Regions from separate parts of the Homo sapiens genome. Here region 1 is linked to region 2. A link is a loop called in an ENCODE intact Hi-C map of the cell type or tissue named here. Cell type or tissue: MCF 10A. All regions are shown on one strand. Links, peaks and the distances in the headings refer to the core of each region. The heading gives the core; the rest is flanking DNA. Region 1 overlaps PLAAT3 (phospholipase A and acyltransferase 3). Region 2 overlaps RTN3 (reticulon 3).

Region 1 (12,105 bases), core at 2,051-10,050, 150 kb before region 2:
TTAGGTGATCCACCCACCCCAGCCTCCCAAAGTGCTGGGATTACAGGCGTGAGCCACCACGCCCGGCCAGCCCCGTTCTTTATTCTGTTAATAACTGCTGAAAGAATAACTAAATGAGATGATTAGGATATATTTTGTAAACCTACCAAATATTCTTAACGTAGAACTCTGAATTTCAAAAAGTATCTTATTGCTTCCCAAGGTTGTCTTGTACTCTGTATTTGGAGTTTATTGCTGCATAGGAGCATGAGTTTTACCAAGAGTAAGTAAACACCTTGATAGTGATGCAAGATCACCAATGATGAAACTCAATTTGTTATCATGTTTGTCTTTCTTATGCTAATATTGTCACTGCTAATTCAAAAAAAAAAAACTTCTATTATACCTAAATCTGTCAATAAATGTTCATTTTCAAATTTAAAAAGATACATAAATGGGCCAGGCACAGTGGCTCACGCCTGTAATCTTAGCACTTTGGGAGGCAGAAACAGGCAGATCACTTGCAGTCAGGAGTTCCAGACCAGCCTGGCCGATATGGGGAAACCACATCTCTAATAAAAATACAAAAATTACCCAGGTGTGGTGGCACATGCCTTTATTCCCAGCCACTCTGGAGGCTGAGGCAGAAGAATCACTTGAACCCAGGAGGCAGAGGTTACAGCGAGCCAACATCGCACCACTGTGCTCTAGCCTGGGTGACGAAACAAGACTCTGTCTTAATAAATAAAAAGATACATAAATAAAAAACAAGAGAGAGAAGATAAGAAAATCAGCAAAGCAGTCTAGGGATCCAATAGCCTAATAATAGGAGTGCCAGAGAATACAAACTGGAAAATTTCCAAGAACTAAAGAAAGTGAGTTTCCAAGTACCTGGCACAATACATGAAAATAGACCCGTGCAAGGTAATAAATTTCAGAACACTGAGGATGAAGAGAAGATTCTATACAGTTCTGAAAAGAAAAAATAGATCACATACAAACAATAAAAAATCAGAACAGCTTCAGACTTCTCTACCACAATAACAAAAGCTAGATGACAATAAACCAATGCCTTCAAAATTCTGAAAAAAAAAATATTATTTCTAACCTAGAATTCTATACCCAGCCAAATGATTAATCAAATGTGAGGATAAAATAAAGATATTTTCAGGCATGCAAGATCTTTTTTTGTTTGTTTTTTGTTTCTTGGGTCTTTTTTTTTTTTTTTCTGACCAAGTCTCACTCTGTCACCCAGGCTGGAGTACAGTGGCGTGATCTCGGCTCACTGCAACCTCTGCCTCCTGGGTCCAAGCAATTCTCGTGCCTCAGCCTCACCAGTAGCTGGGATTACAGGCGCATGTCACCATGCCTGCCTAGGGATCTTTTTAAAATGTACCATTTCTCAGTAAACTATTAGGGGAAGTAGTCTACCAAAACAAGGGCATAAACCAAAAAAGAGAAGGATGTGAACTACAGAGGATAAAAGCATTAATATAGCAGGGAACTGAAAGAAATTTCTAGGATGCTAGTAAAGAGAGATACCAAGATGACAGCAATGCCTCATCAAGTGTGACAAGAGACAAATGTGGCCGGGCACAGTGGCTTATGCCTGTAATCCTAGCACTTTGGGAGGCTGAGGCGTTAGGATCATTTGAGCTCAGGAGTTCAAGACCAGCCTTGGCAACAGAGTGAGACCTCATCTCTATTAAAATAAAAAACAATAAAATAAAAAAAATTTTTTTTGAGACTGGGTCTTGCTCTGTCACCTAGGCTGGAGTGCAGTGGTGTGATCTCGGCTCACTGCAACCTCTGCCTCCCGGATTCAAGTGATTCTCTTGCCTCAGCCTCCTGAGTAGCTGAGATTACAGATGCCCAGCACCATGCCCGGCTAATTTTTGTATTTTTAGTAGAGATGGGGTTTCACCATGTTGGCCAGGCTGGTCTCAAACTCCTGACCGCAAGTGGTCTGCCCGCCTTAGTCTCCCAAAGTGCTGGGATTACAGGTGCGAGCCACTGTGCCCGGCCTAAAATAAAATTGTTTTAAGAAAAGAAAAACAAGACACAAATGTTTTGAAGGCTGTTATCCCCAAGAGATAGATGTAGTAAGTGCCACCATCCCCTGGTCTCCTGCTTTCTTTCACTGCATCACCTTTTTAACCTGACAATATTCAGGCACTAATGAAGTTCTTCTCATGGCCCTGCCCACTGATTCCCCAGAAGAAAGCTCTTATCAACTCTCAGGGAAGTTGAAGCCAGACCATGACCAACAGACTGCAATCTTCACAAACATTGGCAATATTGCCCTTTCTTTACCTAGTTAGCTATGTACCACCTACTCAATTTCTAAGTTGATCACCTTTAACATTCATATATAAATAGTTGTTGAACATGAATAACCCAACTGATCGAAGAAAAAAATAAGAGGATACCCATTCAAAGGTAACTAATATCCCACTGTAGACAGGTATAGGAACCGCCTAACAAACATGAGGGTTGGTGTAGTAAGCACAGCTGGTTATCAGCAGTATGAAGAGAGTAAGAGTGATTCCTATAGGTGGTGTTAGTCAGTGTCTTCCCATTCAAGTGGCTGTGGCCCACAGAGGCCAGGGGACCAGGCAATGGATGAGCCAAGCAAAAAAAAAAAAAAAAAAAAAGAGGAGGATAATTTAAAAAAAAAAAATGAGGATAATCATGACTATTTTTACTACTACAATGTATTCAGTGTGCTAAGAATAAACATGCTCTTATTTAATTCACAAGGTAATCCTCCAAGATGAGTATTATCATTCGTACTTTACCAAAGTGTAGGGAGCTGGACTAACTCTCCTGAGGTCAGACAGCCGGCAAAAGGCAGAGACCAGGTCCAGCCCACGTTGGCCTGACTCCAGGAGCCCAGGCTCTTAACCACCACACTGACCAGGGAAGAAGAAATTGGATCTCAAAAAAAATAATAATAAAAGTGAACAGCCTGATGGATCTTAAGCTAATCATTCACTGAAAAAAATATGTATTCTTTTGCATCAACAGCCATGTAAGAACCTTCCCAATGTTCTTTTCACCTATGCAAAGAAAAAAAAAAAAAAAAAGATGGAAGTGGCTGAAAGGGAGGGGGAAGAAGTGCAAGGAAATGAGAAGAGAAAAAGAGATTGAAAGGAGAGGAAAGACAAAAATAAAATCAAGTAAATGAACAAAACTGCATCCCCTAGGGTCTCCCAGATTCACCCTTAGGGTTCAGCCAGGCTGAAGACAGTGCTGTTTATAAGCACGATCAGGCTATGCCACACAGACCTGGGCTTCAAATCCCAACTCTGCTAATTATCTGCACAGGAAAAGACAGGTACCAGGTCTGGAGACTCAACAAAGATTTTTTTGATGAAATGAATGGCTGTAGACAAGTTACTTAAGCTCAGTTTCCCAATCTGTAAGGTAGTGGGTCCTAAAACCTGCCTTTAGGGCTGGGGAGGGCCATCTCAGGGACAGGTGGCCAGGGAGGGCTTGGCAATGGGAATGATCATCATGTCTGTGACTCCTTTCCTTGGCCACCCACCCCCGCCCCCGACTACACTGATCTGCATTGCCAACTTGCCTCTCTCCCCACCCTTGTCCCCACCCTTGTCCCAACTGTGACATCCTCAAGGGCAGTAATTCTGTCTCTGCTATTTTGTCTTGTTCATGCCTCCATAGCCATGCCCAGCCTCCGTCAGCAGAGGGAATGGTCTGGTTCCTGGGGAAGGCGACACAGGCAGAGGACGCACCTGGTCACTGCGGGCGACTCCATAGCGCAGCTCATTCACAAAGTGCTCGCAGTTCTCACTGGTCAGCTTGTAGAGCACCTCCTGCCCCACCAGCTCCTCCGCCCGCTGGATGATTTTGCTGCAGGGCAGCGGCGAGTACTTGTCATCATGTTTGTTGTTGACCTGGTACTTGTCACTCCCGGCCACATCATACAGCAATTCCTTCTTCACGATGGCCTTGTCAGTCAGGGCGGACATGACACTGGCTGCACCAGCTCCTGCGACCTCACCTGCAGATCCACAAAGAGGAAACAGAGGGATTGGTCCTGGGAAGGGCCACGGAGGCTCAGAGCTGGCCCCCAGCCGGGCATCTGCCCTTGGCTCATCCACAAAGGATAAGCAACAAGTGGAAGGGTCAGACGCATGGCTGTGGGCCTTGGGGAAGGTGTGTGTGGTCTCTGGGCCCTGGTTTCCTTATCTAAAATGAAAGGGAGTGAAGTTCCATGATTTACTGTGATTTTTTTCTTACTCTAGAGAAGGTGGTCTTCTATACCTCATGACACTTAAGTGGCCCCCTTGGTTATGCAAATATGAGCCAAGAGCATACTCATCCACCTGGGAAGATAAGGTGGGAGACTTTTATGATGGCATCAGGGCTACACCTACTTGACCACACAAAGCTGCTTACTGCAGAAAACATGGCTGGGTTTTCCAGAGTCCCAGCCCTTCTGGAAACAGACCCACCAAAACGCACAGCTGTCCCCCTAGCTGTGATGGATGCTAAGGAGGCTTAGTGGGTACATGGGCACAGCCCAGGCCAAGGCCCAGGGCAAGGAAGGGCCACAAAGCTCCAGAAATGAAATGATCTTGAAGACAAGGAGTCCAGGTTCAACATGAAGACCAGGATGGTGGACAGGGAAAGCTGATGCCAACACAGACTGGGCATTCCTCCCAACTCAAACAACCTGTGTGGCGCAGGGAGAGGCAGGCACTGAGTATGATGATTGAAAAAGTGGGGATGGGCTGGGCACAGTGGCTCATACCTGTAATCCCAGCACTTTGGGAGGCCAAGGCAGGCAGATCGCTTAAGCCCAGGAGTTTCAGACAAGCCTGGGCAACATGGCAAAACTCCGTCTCTACAAAAAATACAAAAACTAGCCGTGTATGGTGGTGTGCACCTGTGATCCCAGCTACTCAGGAGGCTGAGGCAGGAGGATCACTTGAGCCCTGGAGGTTTAGGTTGCAGTCAGCTGAGATTGCGCCGCTGCACTCCGACCTGGACAACAGAGTGAGATCTTGCCTTAGGAAAAAAAGAAAAAGAAAAAGTAGGTATGCACTCAAGGGATGGGCCTACGCACCCAGGGAGCATGTCAAAGGAGGTTCACTCTCACTCTCCTCAAACAGCCACTGTGACCCTGTCAGGGTCAAGGCCCCCAGGGTGCCACAGCAGCACCCTGTTAAACTGGGTAGGACCAGTCTTCAACAATGACATCCGTGTGACAGCAACAGCAGGAGAGGCCGATTAGATTTCAGGTCCTGCTCTTCTCCGCTTTCCAAAGACCAATAAACCTTTTCAGCCTGCATGCAATGCCTACATGCAATGCCAAGATATTAGAAATTTAGGGAATTCAGACTTGATAGGAAAAGGGCACGTGAAGCTTGGAAGATTCATTGAAGTAAATAAAAGAGAGGGTGCCTTATTGGAGCCCTGCGTTTGTCGGGAGGATGAGCTCCTGGGGCCCACCCAGCCTCAGCTCCCAGGCAAAGTGGGTGACAGCGCAGGGACTCGGAAGAGGCAAGCAAGTTGCCTAGAGCCCAAAGTTTAAGGAGGCACCAAATCTCAGGGCCATGCAAGTGCAGAGTCAACAACCAAGAGTGAGGACTTCCTTAAACTTATATCTAGATGCCACCCAGGACAGGGGTACCCTGTGCTCAAGCTGGCGGTGAGAAGCTCTGGGTTCGACCCCAGCACATCACCAACCAGCTGAGTGGTCTGGACCTGTCACTTCACTTTGCTCCAGAAATCCCCAAATACACACTAAAATTGATGCACAAATACATATCAACACAGTAATTTAAAGTTCCTTCTTTTTTTTTTCTTATTTTGAGACAGAGTCTCACTCCATTGCCCAGGCTGAAATGCAGTGGTGTGATCTTGGCTCGCTGCAACCTCCTCCTCCTCAGTTCAAGCGATTCTCATGCCTCAACCTCCTGAGTAGCTGGGACTACAGGTGTGCACCACCATGCCCAGCTAATTTTTATATTTTCAGTAGAGATGGGGTTTCACCATGTTGGCCAGGCTGGTCTCGAACTCAAGCCTGGTCCGAGCTCAAGCAATCCACCCACCTCGGCCTCCCAAAGTTCTGGGATTACAGGTGTGAGCCACCACACCTGGCCTAAAGTTCCTTCTTTTAAAAAGTGAGTCTACTGAAGAAAATATGAAGTGAACAATCACAGAAAGAGCATGTGGATGTGGCAATCCATCAGCGACTGAATTTTGGGATAGCTTGGACTGGGCAGTGCAGCATTGTGGTTAAGTGCACAGAATCAAGTCAGACTGCCTGGGTTTGGGTCCTGCCTGCACCCCTTACCATTATGCAACCTTGGGTAAGTTTCTTAACTTCTCTGAGTCCCCCATTCCTTGTAGGATAGAAACAAAAATAGTCCCTACTGCACAGGCAGCTGTGAGGATTAAAGGGGTTGGCCAGAAAACATGCTTTCACCAGTGTCTGGCACAGGACAGGCACTTCAGCAAGTTTATAAGCTTCCTTCCAGCTCTAATTTCTACAGTTTTCTCAGCAGCAGAAGGTCAGTCCTCCTTGCCTCATCTATCCCACATGACTCCTGTGAAACTCAAGTGAGATGCAGGTAGAAGCATCTTTTCCTTTGAAGGAGTATCACTGACCTGATGGTCTGTGACACACCTGTCCACCTGTCCACCCGGGTGCTTGTCATGCCTTCCCCAACCCTCTATCTACCACACACACCTGCTCAGTGCAGCCAATCAATACTGAGGCCCTACTGGGTGCCGGGCCTTGTCCAAGGTGCTGAAGTCAGTGACGTGATCTGGACAGCAGGCCTGCCCTCAAGCAATTCCCATGCTACTGAGAAGACGCTGACAATGAACAAATACACAAAATAAGATACTTGCAGGTACCAACAGACACTATGGAAAGACAGAGTGGAGTGACATGGCAAGGATGACCAGCAGAGGCTGCTGTTGCTCAGGCTGGGGAGGCCACCCCAAGGAAAAGGCATCTTTGCTGAAGCTTGAATGATGAAGCATCTAGAACAGAAGGAACAGCAGGAATGAAGTCTGCAGGGAGGAGAGAGCTTGGCATGCCAAGAGGCAGCAAGGAGGCCAACGTTGCTGGAGTCTAGAGACCCAGGAGGGGAGAAGAGAAAGACGAGGCCCAAAGTCACAGACCAGGCCAGACCAGGCCGGGCCCTACAGGCCACAGTGTAGACTTTGATGCTTTGTTTTGGTTTGGTTTTGGTTTGTTTTTTTGAGACGGGGTTTCACTCTGTCACCCAGGCTGGAGTGCAGTGGTGCAATCTTGGTTCACTGCAGCCTCCGCCTCCTGCTCGTGCCTCAGCCTCCGCCTCCTGCTCGTGCCTCAGCCTCCAAGTAGATAGGACTACAGTGGCGCGTCACCATGCCCGACTAATTTTTGTATTTTTAATAGAGACGGGGTTTCGCCATGTTGGCCAGGCTGGTCTCAAACTCCTGATCTCAGGTGATTCACCCACCTCAGCCTCCCAAAATACTGGGATTACAGGCATGAGCCACCGCACCTGGCCCTTGATTTACGCTTTCAAACAATCACACCACCTGCCCATGAATGAGGAACTGGCCGTGAGTGGCAAGAGGCAGAGAGACCAGCCAGAAGTGACACTGCCACCAGGCGAGGGAGGGTGGTTGCTCATACCAGGGCGCTGCAGTGGGGATGGTAAGAAGTGGTCAGAGCTGGGGTCTGTTTCAGAGATAAAGCCAACAGGATTCCCTGATAGATTAGACATGGGTTGGAAGGAACGGAGAATGACTCCTAGGCTTTAGGCCTGAGCAGCTGAATGGTGTCTTCCACTGGAGCCTCCCATTTGGGGCAGATCAAGTTCAAGATGCCAGGTAGACACCCAAGTGGAGTTACCAAGTAGTCAAGAGGTTATGCAAGTCTGAAGCTGAAGGGGGATGTAAATTGAGGGTTTGGGCTTAGGAGATATTGACAAATAGAAGGTATTGGAAGCTAAGGAATCCAATGAGGTCATCTGAGCTCGATTTAGGGAAATGAGAGAGGAGGAGGAGCCCACACAAGAGACCAAAAAAGAAGGGCCCAGAGGGAGAGGAAGAAAGTCAGGTGCCAGGTGGAGAGCAGGAAGGTCACTCACATCAAATGCTGCAGAGAAGCCAAGTCAGCTGTGATGGGACTTGGCTTTAAGCTTTGGCAAGATGTGGAAGCTTTTCCCTACCCTTGAGAACTGCTCTGTCAGGGGGGCAAAAAAAGAGAGTCTGAGAGCAAAACTCCATCTCAAAAAAAAGAAAAAAAGAAAAAGAAAAAAGAAAGTGTGGGTATAGGGGATGGAAGGCAGAATGGGAAGCGAGGAACCGGAGGTGGCCAGGCAGACAAAGCTGTAATGAGATCTGCTCTGTAGGGCGTTAAGCAGAGAAGGATGTGAGGCCGGGCGTTTGATCAACGGGATATATTACAGCTGTCTCTATGTCAATACGAATGATCCAGTTGAAAGGGAGAAGATGACAATACAGAAGGAGGTGGGGAATTTGAGGAGCAAAGTGCTTATGAAAGGAAGAGGAGGGGGTGGGGGTACATGGGTAAGGGGCTCAGGGTGGGGAAGATGACATCTACTCTGGTTACTACTGATAGGGTGAGGCCACTAGTTAGAATTAAAACGATATGCAAAAGACATGTTCAAGGGCCGTGCGCGGTGGCTCACGCCTGTAATCTCAGCACTTTGGGAGGCCGAGGCAGGCAGATCACTTGAGGTCAGGGGTTTGAGACCAGCCTGGCCAACATGGTGAAATCCCATCTCTACTAAAAATACAAAAATTAGCTGGGCATGGTGGTGCGTGCCTGTAATCCCAGCTACTCCAGAGGCTGAGGCAGGAGACTCGCTTAAAAGCAGGAGGTGGAGGTTGCAGTGAGCCAAGATCATGCCCCTGCACTCCAGCCTGGGCCACAGAGCAAGACTCCGTCTCGGAAAAAAAAAAAAAAAAAAAAGAGTGTCTATAACAGCTCTATTCATAGCAGTCAAAACCTGCAATGAGTCTGATGTCAGAAAAATGGATGCTAAATTGTAGCATATTCATATAACAGAAAATACACAGCAGTGAAAAAGAATTCCTGCTACTCACAGCAGCATGGATGACTCACATGGGCATGATGTTGGCTAAAAGAAGCCAGACACAAAAGAGCACGGGCCGTGTGATACCTCTTCCATGAAGTTCTAGAACAGGCAAAACTCATCTATGGCAGGAAAAGCTAGAATGATGGTTGCCTGGGCGAGGCGTGGGGAGGCATATTGTAGAAGCATGAGAGAGCCTTTCAGGGTAAGTGGCACAGTGGGAATGTTCTAGATGTGGATCTGGGGCACTGTTACATGGATGGTTTTTTTTAATTCACTGACTGTATACTTTACTATGCTTGTACATTTTACAATACTTATGTTATACCCCAGTTTAAGTTAAAGGCTTAAGAGAAGGGTGAGGAATTCTCACAAGAGTTCTCCAAGTTAAGTATTCATATCCTCAGTTTGCAAAAAAGGAAATCAAGGCTGAAGAATGGAAACTGGATTCATAACCAAGTCTCTCTGCCCAAACACCTGCACTCTTCCCAGGAGCTTTACGCTTAAGAGTTGAGTGTGTTGCGGCCGGGCACAGTGGCTCACGCCTGTAATCCCAGCACTGTGGGAGGCCAAGGAAGGCGGATCACGAGGTCAGGAGATCGAGACCATCCTGGCTAACACAGTGAAACCCCGTCTCTACTAAAAATACAAAAAATTAGCCAGGGGTGGTGCCAGGTGCCTGTAGTCCCAGCTACTCAGGAGCCTGAGGCAGGAGAACGGCGTGAACCCGGAGGCAGAGCTTGCAGTGAGCCGAGATCGCGCCACTACACTCCAGCCTGGGCGACAGAGCGAGACTCTGTCAAAAAAAAAAAAAAAAAAAAAAAAAAAGAGTTGAGTGTGTTGCATACAAAGTCACGGCATAAAAAACACATCAAAACAGAGCTTCGTCCTCAGATGCCACCTTGGTCCCTCTACAGCAGCGGTCCCCAACCTTTTTAGCACCAGGGACTGGTTTTGTGGAAGACAATTTTTCCATGGACTCGGCAGTGGGGAGGGATGGTTTCGGGATGATTCAAGCACATGACATTTATTGTGTACTTTATTTCTATTATTATTACATTGTAATATATAATGAAATAATCATACAACTGACGATAATGCAGAATCAGTAGGAGCCCTGAGCTTGTTTTCCTGCAACTAGATGGTCCCTTCTGGGGTGACGGGTGACAGTGACAGATCATCAGGCATTAGATTCTCATAAGGAGTGATATGGTTTGGCTCTGTATCCCCACCCAAATCTCATGTCAAACTGTAATCCCCATGTGTCAGGGGAGGGACTATATGGGAGGTGACTGAATCATGAGCGAGATTTCCCTCATGCTGTTCTCATGATAATGAGTGAGTTCTCACAAGATCTGATGGTTTAGAAGTGTGGCACTCCGGACATGGTGGCTCATGTCTGTAATCCCAGCACTTTGGGAGGCTGAGGCAGGTGGATCTCCCGAGGTCCAGAGTTCAAGACCAGCCTGACCAATATGATGAAAATCCATCTCTACTAAAAATAGAAAAATTAGTCGGGCGTGGTGGCAGGTGCCTGTAATCCCAGCTACTCGGGAGGCTGAAATAGGAGAATCACTTGAACCTGGGAGGTGGAGTTTCCAGTGAGCCGAGATTGTGCCATGGCACTCTACCCTGGGCAAGAAAAGCGAAACTCCATCTAAAAAAAAAAAAAGTGTGGCACTCCCCCGCCTCCTGCCACCATATAAGACCTGCCTTGCTTCCCCTTCACCTTCTGCCATGATGGTAAGTTTCCTGAGGCGTCCCCAGCCATGCAGAACTGTGAGTCAATTAAACCTCTTTCTGAAGGGCCGGGCGCGGTGGCTCACGCCTGCAATCCCAGCATTTTGGGAGGCTGAGGCAGGTGGATCACGAGGTCAGGAGATCGAGACCATCCTGGCTAACACGGTGAAACCCCGTCTCTACTAAAAATACAAAAAATTAGCCAGGTGTGGTGGCAGGCACCTGAGTAGTCCCAGCTACTCAGGAGGCTGAGGCAGGAGAATGGCGTAAACCCAGGAGGCGGAGCTTGCAGTAAGCCGAGATTGCGCCACTGCACTCCAGCCTGAGTGACAGAGCAAGACTCTGTCTCAAAAAAAACAAAAAACAAAACTCTTTTCTTTATAAATTACCCAGTCTCGGGTAGTTCTTTATAGCAGTGTGAAAACAGACTAATACAAGGAGTGTGCAACCTAGATCCCTTGCGTGTGCAGTTCACAGTAGGGTTCATGCTCCTATGAGAATCTAATGCCGCTGCTGATCTGACAGGAGGTGGAGCTCAGGCGGTAATACAAGCGATGGGGAGCAGCTGCAAATACAGATGAAGTTTCGCTCACTTGCCCACCACTCACCTCCTGCTCTGGAGCCCAGTTCCTACCCAGTACCAGTCCATGGCCTGGAGGTTGGGGACCCCTGCTCTAAAGAACCCCCTGAGGTTCCCAGGAGCAGACCTTGAAAACCAGTGCCCCACACCAAACTGCCCCATATCAAACTTCTTGTAACATTCAGAGACAACTGCCAGTTGGGAAGCAAGAAGAATGTTGGGGTCACCTGTTACCCACAGTTCCCCATCCCCTCTCTTCCCAGCCCCTGGGGCCCATCACAGTGGAGGTCCCATGTGTTCTTACTTGGAGGGGCCAGATGAACCACATATCCATCGCCAACATAGATGGCCCAGTGTCTGTAGAAAGGGCGAAAAATCTCAATCAGGTCTCCAGGCTTAGGCTCTGGCTGCAAAACCAAGAACAGGGCTGTTAGAGGGAGCATGAGATCGTGGAACCAGGACAGGGCTCAGTGAGGAAGGTGCAGCTGAGTGGTCCCCAGCTATCAGCTCAGCAGAACATATGTCCTGAGCCCTGCTCTGCCAGGTCCAATGCCAGTCCAACTTCACAAGCTTGTGACCCAGACCTGCAGGCACCATGGGCCTGCCCTTCTGTCAATACAAATTGCCAAGTGCAAACCTAAAAGGTTTCTTCATGAGCTGGAGTCTCTGCCTTATTATTTCTAGGAATATTATTTATTGAACTCTTACTCTGAG
Region 2 (12,105 bases), core at 1,575-9,574:
TCAAGACCAGCCTGGACAACAAAGTGAGACCCTGTCTCTACCAACAAAAAAAAAAGGAAAAGAAAAATTAGCTGGGCGTGGTGGCGGTGGTGGTGTGTGTCTGTAGTCCCAGCTACTCGGGAGGCTGAGGCAGGAGGATTGCTTGGGCCCAGGAAGTCGAGGCTGGAGTGAGCCATGATTGTACAACTGCACTCCAGCCTGGGTGACAGAACAAGACCTTGCCTCAAAAAGAAAAAAAAACACCACATACATACGTATGTATATATGTATATACACACAGACACACATATATATATACACACACACATTCAGTGAGATCCTGTTTCTAAAATTTTTAAATAAAAAAAGTTCGATATCCTTTTCTGATAGAATTTTCTACAAACAAGGAATAGAAGGTAATTCCCTCAGTCTAATAAACAGCATCTGTTGAAAACTACAGCTGATGTCATCCTTAATACTGAAATGCTGAACACTTTCTCCTGAAGATTGGGTACAATGTTCACTCTCACCATTTGTATACAACATACTGGAGGTCACTTTGGGAGGCCGAGGTGGGCAGTTCATTTGAGGTCAGAGTTTGAGATCTGCCTCACCAACATGGTGAAACCCCCATCTCTACTAAAAATACAAAAATTAGCCAGGTGTGGTGGTGCACACTTGTAATCCCAGTACTCAGGAGGCTGAGGCAGGAGAATCCCTTGAACTCAACAGGCAAAGGTTGCAGTGAGCCGAGATCACACCACTGCACTCCAGCATGGGTAACAAATCAAGACTGTCTCAAACAAAAATAGCCAGGCACAGTGGCTCATGCCTGTAATCCCAGTACTTTGGGAGGCCGAGGTGAGCGGATCACTTGAGGTCAGGAGTTTGAGACCAGCCTGGCCAACATGGTGAAACCTCTACTAAAAATAGAAAAATTAGCCAGGCATGGTGGCACACACCTGTAATCCCAGCTACTCAGGAGGCTGAGGCAGGAGAATTGCTTAAACCCAGGAGGCGGAGGTTGCAATGAGCCGAGTTCACGCTACTGCACTCCAGCCTGGGTGATAGAGGGAGACTCTGTCTCAAAACACACACACACACACACACACACACACACACACACACACACACACACCATACTGGAGGTCCTAGCCACTGAATTATGGCAATAAATGGAAATAGAAGGAATCAGGATTAGAAAGGAAGAAGTTAAACTTTCTTCATTTGCAGATGACATGATTGTTTACATAGAAAATCCTAAGAAATCCACAAAACAACTATTAGGATTAATAAGTGAACTTAGCAGGATTGCGGGATAGATATTAGGTTGATAAACAAAACTCAATTTTGTTGTTATATATTAATAGCAAAATTTGACAATAAAAAAAAAACTTTTTTTGAGACAGCCTTTCTCTGTCGCCCAGGCTGGAGTGCAGTGGCGCAATCTCTGCTCATTGTAACCTCCGCCTCTAGCTGAGACTGCAAGTGTGCACCACCATACTTGGCTAATTTTTGTAATTGTAGTAGAGACAGGGTTTCATCTTGTTGCCCAGGCTGGTCTCGAACTCCCAACCTCAAGTGATCTGCCCACCTCAGCCTCCCAAAGTGCTGGGATTACAAGGTGTGAGCCACAATGCCCGACCTAGAAAATTATTTTTTTAAATAAGTAGTTCCATTTACAATAGCACCAAAAGCATAAAATACTTGGAATAAATTTAGCTAAAAAAGTACTTAAGACCGCAGTACTAAAAGCTACCAAACACTGCAGAGAGAAGCTAAAGAATGACTAAGAGGAGAGAGGTGCTATGTTCATGAATTGGAAGACTCAGTGTTGTTAAGATGTCAGTCCTACTCACACTGATCTATGGATTCAAGACAATTCAAAGTCCCAGATTCTAACATTTCTCTCTCTCTCTCTCTCTCTCTCTCTCTCTCTCTCTCTCTCTCTCTCTCTTTCTTTCAACCCCTGTTTCCTGGGCTCAAGCCATCCTCCCACCTCAGCCTCCTGAGTGGCTAGGATTGCAGGCATATGCCACCACACCGAGCTAATTTTTGTATTTTTAGTAAAGATGGAGTTTTGCCATGTTGCCCAGGTTGGTCTTGAACTCATCAGCCCAAGCATTCTGCCCAATTTGGCTTCCCAAAGTGTTGGGATTACCAGTGTGAGCTAAAGCGCCTCACCAATTCTAACATTTCTGTGGAAATACACAGAGCAAAGAACAAAATTGGAGAACTTGGAACATTTATTTAAAGACATTATAAAACTCCAGTAATAAAGACAGTATGGTACTGACGAGTCTACAAGTAAAGAAACAGAGAACCCAGAAATAACAAATTAGCACAAATTTAGCAACTTAAATTTATTATCTCACAGTTTTCATGGATCAGCATTCTAGGCATGGGCTAGCTGATCCTCCTGCTCAGGGCCTCACTGGGGTTGTGATACCATCTGAGACTCAGGGACCTCTTTCTTTCCAAGCTGGCTGGTTGTTGACAGAATTCAGTTCCTGGAAGTTGTGGAATGAGATACCCACTTTCTTTCTCCCTGGATGTCAGCTGGGGAAATCATGCTCAGCTCCTAGAAGCTGCCTGCGGGTGCTAACCTCATGGCCCTCTCACAACATGGTAGCTTGCTTCTTCGAAGCTATCAAGAGAATCTTATACAGTCAGTCCTCTGCATCCGCAGGTTCTGCATCCTTGGGTTCAACCAACCTCGGATTGAAAATACAAAAGAAAAAACAATAAAAAATAATATAAAGGCCAGGCGTGGTGGCTCATGCCTGTAATCCCAGCACTTTAGGAGGCTGAGGCAGGTGGATCACCTGAGGTAGGAGTTCAAGACCAGTCTGGCCAACATGGTGAAACCCCATCTCTACTAAAAATACAAAAAATTAGCTGGATGTGGTGGCACACACCTGTAGTCCCAGCTACTCGGGAGGCTGAGGCAGTAGAATCGCTTGAACCCGGGAGGCGGAGGTTGCAGTGAGCCAAGATTGCACCACTGCACTCCAGCCTGGATGACAGAGACTCCGTCTCAAAAAAATTTTAAAAAATAAGTATCCAAATGGATATGTCTAGGTTATATGCAAATACCATGCTATTTTATATAAGGGACTTGGGCTTCCATGGATTTTTATATCCTTGGGGATCCTGGAACGAATCTCATTCAGATACTGAGAAATGACTGTTTATATAACTCAAATGCAAAAACTAGAATGACTATCCCATCATATTCACAGGTTCTGTCCACAGTTAGGGGCAGGGGAAAGTGTTATACAAGGCATGTACAACAAGGGGCAAGAGTCTTGGAAGCTATCATAGAATCCTTTTTTTTTTTTTTTTCCCTGTGATAGGGTCTTGCTCTGTTCCTAAGCCAGAGTGCAGTTTTGCAATCCTAGCTCACTGCTGCCTCCTGGGCTCAAGGGATCCTCCCACCTCAGCCTCCTGAGTAGCTGGGACTACGGGTATACGCCGCCATGCCCAGCTCCATCTTAGAATTCCGCCTGCCACAATTCTAACTTCACATGATGTGCAGAAATTAAAATGAATTAGATCTCTGAACATAAAAACTAAAACCAAAAAACTTTTCCAAGAATGCATAGGAAAACATCTTCATGACATAGGGTAGGCAAAGATTTCTTAGGTAAAATACACTAACCATAAAATTAAAGATTGATGGCCAGGCATGCCGGTGTCTCATGCCTGTAATCCCAGCACTTTGGGAGGCCAGGGTGGGTGGATCACTTGAGGCCAGGAGTTTGAGACCAGCCTGGCCAACATGGTGAAACCCCATCTCTACTAAAAATACAAAAATTAGCCAGATGTGGTGACGGGCACCCGTAGCCCCAGCTGTTAAGGAGACTGAGGGAAGAGAATCACTTGAACCCAGGAGGCAGAGGTTGCAGTGAGCTGAGATCATGCTACTGCACTCCAGCCTGCTCAACAGAATGAGACTCTGTCTCAACAAAAGAAAAAAAAGGAAAATACTTTTTAGGTAACTAAGGTCAAAAGTTCACATTTTTAGATCCATACTATTCACCTGGAGAGGGGTAGACAATGCCATTTTGTTTTCTGTTTTATAAATCTGAAATTGAGGGCAAAGGGGATGGTAGGTTATTTTAATGAACAAACAACTATTTTTTCTGAGAGTGTGAGATGAACATTAGTTTGAAAGGGGTTCCTACATATTTCTCTGGCCTGCTGCCAGACTTATCTATGGCCAAAAGTATGTGTGTCTGTCTTTGACAGTGACAGCTTTGTATTCTGTCAGTGATCTTTCTGTGCCTTTTGAGGGGGTGGATTTCCTTGGTTAAGGATAAATCTGTAGCAGAGCAGAGTCTTAACCCATTTCAGCAGCCACAAAATTTGGGCCTGAGTTTACAAACACATCACCTGACGTCTCTTTTGCAACTCAAAAGTGGCTTCATTTATTATAACTATTAATGTGAAAGTAACCAAAGAAAAGAAATAATCTGTGTAAAAATGTCTGCATCTTTGTCTTTACATAAATTGTTCATATTAAAAAGCTTAACTGTTTCCCCTTTATTAACAGTTTCCTTTTTGAGGTTATAAAACATGGCCTTTTTTTTCCTTTTAGTTATTTCAGGCATGTTTGAGTGTTCTTAGGGATGTGTTATAGACAAGTTTTAAGAAACTGTTGCAAGGAAGGTGGAATGAATTGGAGATTTATTTGTTCTTAAAAAATGAAGTGGCTGGGTTCAGTGATTCACGCCTGTAATTCCAGCACTTTGGGAGGCCAAGGAGGGCAGATTGCTTGAGCCCAAGAGTTTAAGACCAGCGTGGGCATCAAACTGAGACCCCCATCTGTACAAAAAATTTAAAAAATTAGCCAGGCATGGTGGCATGTACCTGTAGTCCCATCTACTTGGGAGGCTGAGGCAGGAGGATCACCTGAGCTCGGGAAGTCGAGGCTACAGTGAGCTGTAGTCACACCAGCCTGGGTGACAGAGTGAGACCCTGTCTTTAAAAAAAAAAAAAAAAAGAAGGTAAAGCTGACAGACTACTAAACCTTGAAATTTCTTTCACATTTGTTCCTTTTCAGAATAAGTATTTGAACAGCTCTTCTTTTCTACCTTTGAGGTGTATACTTGGGAGAATAAAGTCAATTGACTTTTGGAAATGGCTAGTTAGAATCAAAACAAGAGCTTTCCCCAAATTCGGTAATAAAATTAACGGGTGAGGAATCAGTAAGGTTTACTGCTGTTCCTCCTGGAAATGGCACAAGACTGATTTCCTTTTTCCTTAGCCTGAGATTACCATTGGATGTGTTAGTGCCCTCTTCAGGTGTAACTTGGGTACTGCAGCCGGCGTCCTTAAATAACAGGGACAAGAAATAGATACTTTAATAAAATAAAACTTTAAAATAAATACCTTAAAGTTTTTAAAATAAAAGTAATATGGCCACATTACAAAAGATTTGGAAAATAAAAAGAAGGAATCAGTCGTAATTCCACCAGCAACGTAAACTCTTGGTGCAGACATTCCTTGTCAGATGTTTCATCTGTCATTAGCAAAATAATATAACTGAAAAATTAGTGATTTTACTTATGTAATGAATCACGAAAAGAGAAAAAAGTAAGGTCCTTTAAATGAAAAAAAATTAAGTGATATGATATTAAAGATAAAGTTGTAACCTGAAAAGTAAGGGAACATTGACTTCGTTCTTTTGAGAATTTTTGGCTTTTTATTTTTCCAGTACCTTTTGAACTAGCTTGGGTCACTTCCCTGTAGGACTTTAGGAAGAGACTAGCCAAGGCTTCATTCTTTCTCTATAAGGTTGTGTACTAGTGTGGCAGTTCGTTAGCCCATTGCCTCACAATTCTCTTCTGTTTTAGAACACCCAAGATAACACATAGCACACCCAAAGAAAAGGACATTCCCTGTCTGTATCAGTGGCTCTCTCCAGTAGTGATTCTCTACCTGACACATAACCAGAATCAAGCAATAATTTGTCCATAGCTTTAAAAAGGTGACATGCACCATCAGGAGTCAGGATCTACTCCCCATCCCACGTCCTTTATCCCATCTCACATGCAGCTGAGAGTCACTGACTTGGACAGTCTTCTCTAAAGAGTCTGCTCATAGAAGGTAAATTTAAGACATAAAAATGTTTAAGACTCTTAATCAAAAGACTTTAATTTTTTCTGATAAATTCAAAAAGATAGACTTTAACCAGCCCTGATGTTTGAGTGTAGATGATGAGGGAGAAAGAAGAGTGAACCCTATTTCTGTATTTGTCTTGGGTTTCTGGGTGGATGGTAGAACTATTTTCTGATCAGGGAAGAATGTCAGTCAGAAATGATGTTTTCTTTGATGTGTGGAATTTGAGGGGCTGAGATGCCTCAAAGTGATCCCTTCTGTTTCCGTAGCTTCAAATTACTACCTACATGTTGATAACTCCCAAATCTATACTCTATGTTGGTCTGGTCTGCCCCATAGGTGATGTATCATACTGCCTCTATCTCCTGGTCCTCTGTCTCCGTATATCATTTACACACCAATCTATTTAATCATAGTTCTGATAGCGCAACACTTTTTCATAGAAAAGTTTATATGGAAGTTTGATACATAAAATAGATTTGGTTAATAAGGCCCCTTCTAACCTCCCCATCTTAGTTTCTTTTTTTTTTTTGAGACGGAGTCTCACTCTGTCACCCAGGCTAGAGTGCAGCAGTGTGATCTTGGCTCACTGCAGCCTTCACTCCCCAGGTTCAAGTGATTCTCCTGCCTCAGCCTCCCAAGTAGCTGGGACTACAGGTGCCTGCCACCATGCCTGGCTAATTTTTTTTTTTTTTTTTTTTTTGTATTTTTAGTACAGACAGGATTTCACTATGTTGGCCTGGCTGATCTCAAACTCCTGACCTCGTGATCCATCTGCCTCGGCCTCCTAAAGTGCTGGGATAACAGGCATGAGCCACCGCGCCTGGCCTTTTTTTTTCTTTTAATAGAGATAGGGTCTCACTATGTTGCCCAGGCTGGTTTCAAACTCTTGGAATTCAAGCGATCCTCCAGCCTCCACTTCCCAAAGTGCTGGGATTACAGTCATGAGCCACCTTTAATTTCTTTGTATCTTACTGGCAACAAAGAGGAAAGGAAAAAATCTTGTTGCTCTATAGCTAACTTTAACTTCAATTCTTAAATTTTCTGTTACAATTGTAGCAGAGGTTGGCAGTCAAATGAATAATAATAGCTGATATTGTGTTACTATCTAATCAATAGTATTCTGAGCACTTCTACACATTAATCCACTTAATCCTGGCAACATCCCTATGAAGTTGATCTTGTATTATCCTATTTTACAAATGAGGGACCCGATGCACAGAGAGATTGAGTGTCTTGTCCAAAATCACAGAGCTGGCAAATGGAAGAGGATACAAACTCAGGCATTCTGGAGCCAGAGTCATTTCTGTGCTGTACTAACTCTAAAGCTGGGGATAAAGTATTTTACTAGGTAGGGATCCATGGCCAAGTGGAAGCCAGGAAGCATTAAGGGGTGAAATAATCTTTATTTTATTATAGTTATTTATTTATTTATTTATTTATTTATTTTTTGAGATGGAGTTTCGCTCTTGTCGCCCAGGCTGCAGTGCTGTGGCTTGATCTTGGCTCACTGCAACCTCCGCCTCCTGGGTTCAATCAATTCTTGTGCCTCAGCCTCCTGAGTAGCTGGGGCTACAGGCGTGTGCCACCACGCCTGGCTAATTTTGTATTTTTAGTAGAGAGGGGGTTTCACCATGTTGGCCAGGCTGTTCCCAAATTCCTGACCTTAAGTGATCCACCCGCTTCAGCTTCCCAGAGTGCTGGGATTACAGGCATGAGCCACCGTGCCCAGCATTTATTTTTTTTTTTTGAGACAGCGTCTCATTCTATTGCCCAGGCTGGAATGCAGTGGCATGATCTTGGCTCACTGCAACCTCTGCCTCCCGGGTTCAAGTGATTCTACTGCCTCAGCCTCCCCAGTAGCTGAAACTTACAGGTATGTACCACCATGCCCAGCTAACTTATGTGTTTTTAGTAGAGATGGGGTTCTGCCGTGTTGGCCAGGCTGGTCTCGAATTTGTGACCTCAGGTGATCTTCCCGCCTCAGCCTCCCAAAGGGCTGGGATTACAGGCATGAGCCACTGCGCCTGGCCTGAAATAATCTTTAAACATCTCTTAATGCACAATTGTCTGTTTCTGGATTTTCTATACCATTCTATTGCTCTATTATCTTTCGACCAGTACTATAGCATCTTGATAATGGTAGCTTTATATTTAAAATCAGGTCATGTTAATCTTCTAACTTTATTTTTCAAAGTTGTTTTGGCTCTTCTAGGTTTTTTTTTTTTTTGAGATGGAGTCTCGCTCTGTTGCCCAGGCTGGAGTGCAGTGGCGCGATCTCAGCTCACTGCAAGCTCCACCTCCTGGGTTCACGCCATTCTCCTGCCTCAGCCTCCCAAGTAGCTGAGACTACAGGCACCTGCCACCACACCCGGCTAATTTTTTGTATTTTTAGTAGAGATGGGGTTTCACCGTGTTAGCCAGGATGATCTCGATCTCCTGACCTTGTGATCCACCTGCCTCGGCCTCCCAAAGTGCTGGGATTACAGGCATGAGCCACCGCGCCTTGCCTGGCTCTTCTAGGTTCTTTACATTTGAATTTGCATAGGAATTTTAGATTAGCTTGTCCATTTTTACAAAAACCTACTAGGATTGTAGGCCAGCGCAGTGGCTCATGCCTGTAATCCCAGCACTTTGAGAGGCCAAGGCTGGTGGATCACTAGAGGTCAGGAGTTCGAGACCAGCCTGACCAACATGGTGAAACCCCGTCTCTACTAAAAATACAAAATTAGCTGGGCATGGTGGCACACGCCTGTAATCCCAGCTACTTTGGGAGGCTCAGGCAGGAGAGTCGCTTGAACCTGGATGCGGAGGTTGCATTGAGCCGAGATCATGCCACTGCACTCCAGCCTGGGCAACAAGAACAAAACTCCATCACACACAAAAAAAAGAAAGGATTGTGATTAAAGTCGTGAAGAATTATAGGTCAATTTGGGGATAATTAATGTCTTGGCAATTTTGAGTCTTCCAACCTTTGAAAACAGATAGCTCTCCATTAATTTAGATCTTTGTTGGTTTCTCTCAGCAATGTTTTATAGATTTCACTGTACTGGTCTTATATATCTTTTGTGAGATTTATACCTAAGTTTATATATATATATTTTTGTTTGTTTGTTTGTTTGTTTGTTTTGAGATTGAGTCCCACTCTTGTCACTCAGGTTGGAGTGCAGTGGCGCGATCTCAGCTCGCTGCAACCTCCAACTCCTGGGTTCAAGCGATTCTTCTGCCTCGGCTTCCCGAGTAGCTGGGACTACAGGTGACTGCCACCATGTCTGGCTAATTTATTTTATTTTATTTTATTTTTTGTATATTTAGTAGAGACGGGGTTTTGCCATGTTGACCAGGCTGGTCTCAAACTCCTGACCTCTGGTGATCCGCCTGCCTTGGCCTCCCAAAGTGCTGGGATTACAGGCATGAGCCACCGCGCCCAGCCTGTTTTTCTTGACTTAGTGAGCTGGCTAGAACCTTTAATACAGTGTTAAACAGGAGTAGAGGCAGAGAGAACTTCTTGCCTTCTTTCAGTAAGTACGATGTTTGCTGTAAGTTACTGGTAGATTACCTTTATCAAGTTGAGGGATTTCCCTTCCCTAGTTTCCTGAGATTTTAAAATCAGGAATGAATGTTGGATTTTCTCAAATGCTTTTTTCTGTATCATATGGTTTTTCTTTTTTAGTTGTTAATATGGTGAATTATGGAATTCTTCCTTGGTGGAATTCTTTAAAATGGAGAATTATTTTGATTATTGAATGTTAAGCCAATCCTGTATTTTTTCAAAAGAAACACCTCAGTCATGATGTAGTATTGCGTTTATTTATTGTTGTGTTTGGTTTGCTAAATTTTTGTTAAGAATTTTCACAAGCTGGGCACAAATGTCAAGTGGCTCATGCCTACAATCCCAGCACTTTGGGAGGCTGAGGCGGGCGGATCATCTGAGGTCAGGAGTTGGAGACCAGCCTGGCCAACATGGTGAAACCCTGTCTCTACTAAAGATACAAAAAATCAGCTGGGCGTGGTGGTGCGCGCTTGTAATCCCAGCTACTCAGGAAGCTGAGGCAGGAGAATTGCTTGAACCCGGGAGCCAGAGGTTGCAGTGAGCCGAGATCTCGCCATTGCACTTCAGCGTGGGCAACACACTGAGACTCCGTCTCAAAACACAAACAAAAACTTGATGAAGGAAGATAAAGGTGGGAAAGGGGCCAGGCACAGTGGCTCACGCCTGTAATTCCAGTGCTTTGGGAGGCCGAGGCAGGCAGATCACGAGGTCAGGAGTTCGAGACCAGCCTGGCCAATATGGCAAAACCCTGTCTCTAATAAACATACAAAAAATTAGCCGGGAGTGGTGGCAGGCACCTGTAATGTCAGCTACTCGAAGGCTGAGGTGGGAGAATCGCTTGAACCTGGGAGGCAGAGATTGCAGTGAGCCGAGACCACACCATTGCACTCGAGCCTGGCGACAGAGCAAGACTCTGTCTCAAAAAAAAAAAAAAAAAAAAAAAAAAGTGGGAAAGGAAGGAAAGATAACACATTAAAAAATAAATAATTTCCTGTTTTAAAAAGTAGTTATGCATTGATTACCAGTGGGATACATTCTGAGAAACGTCATTAGGTGATTTCATCATTGGGCAAATACCATAGTTAACTTACATAAACCTAGAAGGTATACTACTACATACCTATGCAATATGGTATCATCTATCGCTCCTAGGCCACAAATCCATACAGCATGTTACACTATATTGGATACTGTAGGCAGTGTGGTACAGTGCTTAGTATTTGTACATCTAAACATTAAAAAAATACAGTAAAAATACAATATTCTAATCTTATGGGACTACAGTCATATATGTGGTGCTTTGTTGTCCACATGTCATTTAGTACATAACTGTACTATACTCAGCCAGAACAGGTACATGAAAATAAAAGAGAATGAAAAGAAAGTTTCTGCTGGTCGCTGTGGTTCACACCTGTAATCCCAGTACTTTGGGAAGCCAAGGCCAGTGGATTGCTTGAGCCCATGAGTTTGAGACCAACATGGGCAACATGACAAAACCCTGCCTCTACAAAAAATAGAAAAATCAACCGGGAATGGTGGTGCACGCCTATAGTCCTAGCTACTTGGGATGCTGAGATGGGAGGATGGCTTGAGCCCAGGAGGCAGAGGTTGCAATGGGTCAAGATTGTGCCACTGCACTCCAACCTGGGCGATACAACCAGACCTTGTCTAAAAAAAGAAAAGAAAATTTCATGGACGCAAACCATGCAGCCTCTTGCTGGTTATGAAATACACACTAGAACTAGTGTAAGTCTAGTGGCTTCATTTTAAACTATTGGCAACTGCCTCATTTCTCACTTTTTCTTCATATTTTTCATCCTCTTCTCCCCCAAGGTATTAGAGAGGGAAAAGTTTCCAAAAACCATGCCAGTTTCCTTCCTTTGGTGTTCTATACTTGGAATCCTTAGTCTTCTGTGGTCAATAGAGTCATGTGCAAAAACTTGACTAGTTTAAGGGGAATTATTAGGAAACAAATGGTTTTGCTGTCTTTTGGTCATTAGCTTGGCCCCATGTTTAAGCATTCGGTAACAACTGTGAAGAGCCTGCTACAAATAAAGTGGTAGGTGCTCTGAAGAAAAATAAAGCTGTTAAAGGGAATAGAAAGTGATGAAGGCAGGGGCTGTTAGACAGGCTGGTCAGTGTCTGAGGAAGTAGCCCTGCACTGAGACCTGAAAAGTAAAGAAGCAAGCCATGGGGAGTTGGGGAGGAGCATTCCAGACAGAGGCTTGATGTGTTGAACCATCTTTTCCAAGCTCTTCCTCTGTTACCTTCTCTTTAGTCACTATGTCCCCTTTCTATCCCAGACCATAATTCCACCATTTATCTTAAGGCTGAGCCCAGGGCCTATATTATTATGCAGGTTGTTTACTGCACACATCTAGGGGCACTGTTTACACTTGTTATCTTTGTAGGTTTGAATATTTCTATTTCTTATGAGTTTTCCAGCAGAT

What was found. A loop is a pair of places that touch in the nucleus more often than their neighbours do. Peaks named below come from ENCODE experiments on the same cell type or tissue, not always from the same donor. Only the 100,000 strongest peaks of a DNase experiment are listed, where the experiment ranks them.
Region 1: it touches region 2 in a loop (19-fold over the local background); 5 of 110 quality-filtered maps call a loop at or near these places.

The regions. Positions count from the first base shown.
Region 1 is chr11:63,586,366-63,598,470 of GRCh38, forward strand. PLAAT3 (phospholipase A and acyltransferase 3) reads right to left here. Exons shown (of 5, transcript NM_001128203.2): 3 at 11,696-11,798; 4 at 3,735-4,003. LOC105369335 (a long non-coding RNA gene) reads left to right here. Exons shown (of 3, transcript XR_950179.3): 2 at 203-262; 3 at 3,664-3,725. Among named protein-coding and RNA genes, the nearest start is that of PLAAT3, 22 kb to the right of the region's middle. In MCF 10A, for the core only: a CTCF peak has its summit at 6,920 (motif pointing right); no DNase peak of the experiment used is centred there.
Region 2 is chr11:63,733,666-63,745,770 of GRCh38, forward strand. All of the region lies in intron 3 of RTN3 (reticulon 3), which reads left to right. Among named protein-coding and RNA genes, the nearest start is that of ZFTA, 29 kb to the right of the region's middle. In MCF 10A, for the core only: a CTCF peak has its summit at 5,291 (motif pointing left); a DNase peak (open chromatin) is centred at 5,256.